Regions from separate parts of the Homo sapiens genome. Here region 2 is linked to region 1. A link is an interaction called in ENCODE POLR2A ChIA-PET data of the cell type or tissue named here. Cell type or tissue: MCF 10A. All regions are shown on one strand. Links, peaks and the distances in the headings refer to the core of each region. The heading gives the core; the rest is flanking DNA.

Region 1 (2,917 bases), core at 109-2,608:
AACTAGACTCACATGAAAAGTTGATTTCCCACTAGCACCCAGTCAGAGACAGAGAGTCACAGGGCTGAGGGCTTTGCTCAGGAGGAAGATCCAGGCTTGGGACAAAGGGAGAGGCTTCACCAGAGGAGGGGGACTTCCACTGTCACTTAAAAGACTGGTAGGTTTGGGCAGGCCAAGGAGCAGGGGAAAGAAATAAGGAAATTGCTACTCAAGAAGTGGAGGCAGGAGTGGGCTGCCACAATCTGGGAAGAATTGTGACACTTGGTAGGCCGGAAAAGTGTCTCAAATTTTACCTCGACTTTATTAAGCAGCCATGTTAATTGGCTGGCATGTGTTAAACATTCCACTCGACCAGAAAACCAAGTCAGCAATGATTTAAGGCACATTAAAACGTGAATGCTCCATAAATATTTGTTAAATGAACTAACTCTGGACAGAGCATCAGGGAAGACTTCATGCAAGTGGCATTTGGCCAGGTTATTAAGGACTTTGCAGGGTGGAAGGCCTAGGAGGCACAATGGTTGGTGGATAATTCAAGCGAAGGCACAGCATGAAGAGATATAGAGGTGTGAAAGGACACAGTAGACAGAAAGGGTAGGGTATCAGAATAACTCAGTCATCTCTTAGCCTGTTGAAGCCATCGTCTTGAGCATCTTATAAATATCCACCTCTTCCTAGCTGCACCACCAAGGCCCATTTTCTTTCCTGTGGACTCCCAGCTGGCTTTCAGGCACTCATTCTTGCCTCCTTCTATCCACCTCCACATTGCACCTGAGTTCTTTTTAACCACCAAAATCAGTGGGGCCACTCTTGCCTGAAGCTTTTTGTCACCTTGCTCTCTGGATACAGCCTACAATCCCTCACTTGGCTTAGAGGCCCTTTCACACCCAGGCCCATACCTGCTTTCCCTAGCCCAACTTCTGCCGTCCCCTCTTGCTCACTGCCCCCAACCCCACCCGTTTCCTTTTCACATTCTGCAGTGTGTCCTTGACTCCGGCAGCTCCCAAGCAGGGAAAGCTCCCTTACCCGCCTGTCCCACTTCCCCTCTATCTGTGCACACCAGAGAAATCTTCCCTGATTCCTCCCGCAGAGCCCCAGACTAGGTTAGGTCCCTCTCTGTACATTCTAATCATACTCCAAATACAAATTATTTAACCTGTGGTTAACATCTAAGTCCTTGAGGCGTTATGTATCTGTGGGATGACTGTGAGGCTGGAAAGCAGCCTGGAAAGCAGTTTTGCCCTAGGCACCAGCAAGTACGGTGACTCAGCCATACCGGCCTTCACGAGAAAGCAGAAAAAAACCCAAGGTCTGCTTTCCCTCACCATGCTTCCAGCAGAGCAGGAGGCACTCACAACAGGCGCTTGGCACCATTACCCAGCAGGGCAAGATTACAGAACTTTTCACCTTGCTTGCAACTTTAGAAACTGTGTGTCCACCACTAGTGCAGCAGACAGTTATGGGTGACGCTGACCTACAAACAGATGAGATGACCCTACTTTAGATGAGCTCATGTTTCCACATGCATTCTCTAACTTAGGACCCCAAATGGACCCAAATCCTTTGAAACAGGATATTCTGCTCCCTCTTCTGACAAGTTTCTATCCACTCACTCCTCCTGTCTGCCTTCCCTAGTAGGCAATCTGCCATCACCAAAGCAGATCTTTGTCCCCACCCTCCTTACTCAGGCTGGAAGCTATAGTCACAAATACTCCTGATGCCCAACCTACCCCTGTGGTGCCTCACTGCTAGGTAAATCCAACAAGCAGAATTGATGGTTTTGCTGAGATCTGGACAGTCCCTATGAATCCCTTAAAAGTCCTCCTCCTTCAATGGTCACTCTTCACATGCTACAGCAGGGGTGGATGAAACTTGAAAACATTATGCTAAGTGAGAGAAGCCAGATACAAGAGGTCACATATTGTATGATTCCATTTATAGGAAATATTCAGAATAGGCAAATCTACAGAGACAGAAAGCAGATGGGTGGTTGTCAGGGGCTCAGGAGAGGGGAGAATGGCAAGTGGCTGCTAACTGGCAGTGGTCTCCTTTGGGGATGTGAAAATGTTTTGGAATTAGAGGTGACTGTGGCAAACAACACTGTGGATGTACTAAATGCCACTGAGTTGAACATTTAAAAATGGCTTATATAATGTAAATTACACTTCAATTGAAAAATTTCAAATAACTTTTTTTAAAAGTCCCTCTTCACCCTTCCAATTCATACAGTATCTTTCCATCGTTCTGCTTATACTCTGGATCTTTTCCCGTTTCTTTCAAGAATTTATTCATCTCCCATCTGCCTTTTACCTTCCATTTCCTCTCTCGACTGGATGCTTTTTTTCTGCTGACAAATCAGCTCCAGTGTTCAACCTAAAAGTCCTTCCCTGAACTTTATTTTCCCCTCAAATCTCATCTACAATGATCCCAAGACCCCATAAAAGTCAGCCAATTATCAATAGCCTCCACTTTTCCACCTCCTGTATCCCTCTAGTTCCGTTTCCAGCAATAAGACAACCACAGATAGTAAAAAACCTACCGGCTACCACACATATAAAAAAACACTCTTGTTAAAATGAATGAATGAACCTACAAATTTAAAAAGAAACTGCCAGATACCTTTGGCATTGCACTGCCCAATGAGACAGACAAGGGCACAAATAGCTATTTAAGTAAACTGAAATGAAAAACTAAAAATTCTGTTTCTTAGTTGTATTAACCACATTTCAAATGCTCAAAAACTAGTAGTAGTTAGTGACTACTATATTAGATAGTGCAAAATATATCCCATTAAAAAAAATCTGAGCATCTGGAAATACAGTAGCTCAACTGTACTGGTACCTGATTCAGGTATCAAAGAATCTGAGGTTATAAAAATCTTAAAAGAATTCCTTAGAGTAAAATCAAGAGGAGGCTA
Region 2 (2,917 bases), core at 138-2,637, 280 kb after region 1:
TCAAATCAGGCCCATGGGGCTAGCATTTGTCTGATAACTGGATAAGAGGCAGCATGGGAGTTTTTAGGTAGTTTTGATGTTAGATTTGTTGTTATGGTTTGGGCTGGTCTGTGTGATTGGATGGACTATGTTTAACATAGAGAGAAAGCTAGAAATAATTAAGAGAGTGTTTGAGCCATAGTAAAATGGGTGGATCTTAGGGAAAAGTTTGTCCTGAAAAGGGAGCTTGAGTGTAATTCAGGAAATTTGGACAAAAGTTACACAAATAGAACAAAGATGTCTGGGGTTAGAGATAGGTTGTCAAGAAATAAACTACCCACAGTTGCAGGCCTCAATGAGCTTCCAATAGAGTGTGGTAGATAGACAAGATAGAGATAGAGGTCAGAGATGTTGCTAAACTTCTTACATTGCACAGGACAGCCCCCTGTGCAAATAATTTTTTGGCCCCAAATGGCAATGATGCTGAGATTGAGAAACAGCATTTGGGAGGATCAGCATTCAGGAAGCCCCCTTTCTCCTCTCCTGCCAAGCAGGCTAGAATTGGATACAGTACAGAAATGGGAAGAATGGCAGTGTGACAGAAGGCTAGTCAGTGAGATGGAGCTGAGAAGGACCTGGTCATGCAGCAGGGCTACAGAGTCCATCATAATAAGGAGACCTCGGATTTTATTGCAAATCCTCCATGAGTTTTTTCATCCATCCATTTCAAATGTAGAGATTCAATCAAGTTCCTATTTTCCAGGAAGTTCCAGGCAGTTTAACTACAAATAAGGGGAAGTCTTAGGTAAAGCACTGCAATAACGCTTTCCTTACTTGCTTGTAGATTCTATAGCAGAAAAGCACCTCATACAGTTTTATGTATAAATTAACCAGCCTAAATATTGTCTACTAACTTTCTTGCGTCTTTGAGACTTTTCAAATACTGCACTTGTCAGTTTGATCTCTCTCACATGTGCCATAGTATCTTGCTGAGCTCACTCTCTTCCCTATAGATAAAAATGACTGAGTCATTTTTGATGGTCCATATGGTTAATTATTTCATAATTGATTATTTAAATTGGATTAATTAATTCATTAATTAACAATTAGTTGGTTAATATGTCACAAATGCCCAGAATCATGCATCTTTATTGGAATTTCCATAAGTTTTTCTAGACTAAATAGGACCAAAAATGTAAAGAAGAAATGTTTTGTTTTGTTTTTTTTGGTTTTGTTTTGAGATGGAGTCTTCCTCTGTCATCCAGGCTGGAGTGCAATGGTATAATCTTGGCTCACTTCAACCTCTGCCTCCTGGGTTCAAGTGATTCTCGTGTCTCAGCCACCCGAGTAGCTGGGATTACAGGCACGTGCCACCATGCCCGGCTAATTTTTGTATTTTTAATAGAGACGGGGTTTTGCCTTGTTGACCAGGCTGGTCTCGAACTCCTGACCTCAAGTCATCTGCCGGCCTTGGCCTCCCAAACTGTTGGGATTACAAGCATAAGGCACTGTGACCAGCCAGAAAGAAATGTTTTTTTTTTTTGCTACAATTGTCAGGAGGTTACATTGAATCAGCTTTTGAACATAAGTTTTCTGACCTATTAAACTGGCATTTAATAAATGGAATAGTTTATTCACTTTTCCAATATTGTTGCAATTCAGACCCAAGGTTGAAGATCCTAATTGCTTCAGTAAAGAAAATATAAAGGAAAGAAAGATATAACCTCCTTTATTTTGCCAATGGTACATTTGTAAACTAGCCAAAAAATAGTAATTTGGTTAAAATATAAAAAAGTACGTATGAAGGCTCTGTAAATAAATAGACATGACTAACTAAGAATGCCACAGAAATGTCAATTGATGTGTTCCCTCTTTCTTTCACTTTGACCCAGGGGTTGCAAACAAGCCAATGATTCTCAGCCCTGGCTGCATTTTAGTGAAACTTTCTCTGACAAATCTTTCTTACTTGGCTGGAAACTCTGTGCCAGGAGTTGTTTCTTTCTTTTTTCTTTTTTGATGAATTTAAACTCATTTTGTGGGCCTTTAAGTAGGTATCCAATGTTGGGATAGGTGGATGGATGAATGGATGCGGGAATGGAATAAACAATTTTAAGTTGTTCTGTCCTTTATTTGATTTGTTTACTGATTTGAAGAACAAAGCATGATCCCTTCTCGTTAGCTGGGCAATCTGCCCACATTTTAACTGGCTGACACAGTTCTTCCAATAACTTCTTGGTACCCTGTGGAGCTCACTCAGCCTCTGTTCTCCCTAAATCAAATTTTATCTTTAGGCCTGAAAGTGAGTGTAACAGGATTATTCTCCACGCTGTGTTTTTTGTGTTCTTTGCATACTTAATAGCTTATGATTTTAGGTTTCAGAAAATGGAATTGGTTTATTTCTTAGTTGAATCAAATCCTAAAGTCAACACCACAATACTCAACAGGATGCAACTCAATTTAATTTAATTCGTGTTTTTTTTTTTTTTTTTGAGACAGAGTCTTGCTCTGTTGCCCAGGCTGGAGTACAGTGGCACGATCTCAGCTCACTGCAACCTCTGCTTCCCCGGTTCAAGCGATTCTCCTGCCTCGGCCTCCTGAGTAGCTGGCACGTGCCACCACACCCAGCTAATTTTTGTGTTTTTAGTAGAGACAGGGTTTCACCATGTTGGTCAGGCTGATCTCGAACTCCTGGCCTCGTGATCTGCCCACCTTGGCTTCCCAATGTGCTGGGATTACAGGCGTCAGCCACCGCACCTGGCCTTTATTTTTTAAAAATAGAGACAGGGTCTCACTATGTTGCCCAGGCTGGTCTTGAACTCCTGGGCTCAAGCAATCCTCCTGCCTCAACCTGCCAAAGCATTCAGATTACAGGGGTGAGCCACACACCTGGCCACAACTGAATTTTAAATGCTGCTACATGAATCCAGATACCATTTTT

The links. ChIA-PET counts read pairs that join two places held together with the same protein. Peaks named below come from ENCODE experiments on the same cell type or tissue, not always from the same donor. Only the 100,000 strongest peaks of a DNase experiment are listed, where the experiment ranks them.
Region 2: POLR2A ChIA-PET joins it to region 1 with 5 read pairs; 2 of 35 experiments call an interaction of 5 or more read pairs at or near these places.

The regions. Positions count from the first base shown.
Region 1 is chr6:53,325,525-53,328,441 of GRCh38, forward strand. The region is part of intron 1 of ELOVL5 (ELOVL fatty acid elongase 5); the gene reads right to left. Among named protein-coding and RNA genes, the nearest start is that of ELOVL5, 22 kb to the right of the region's middle. In MCF 10A, for the core only: no CTCF peak of the experiment used is centred there; a DNase peak (open chromatin) is centred at 1,297.
Region 2 is chr6:53,601,702-53,604,618 of GRCh38, forward strand. No RefSeq gene overlaps it. Among named protein-coding and RNA genes, the nearest start is that of LINC01564, 25 kb to the right of the region's middle. In MCF 10A, for the core only: no CTCF peak of the experiment used is centred there; no DNase peak of the experiment used is centred there.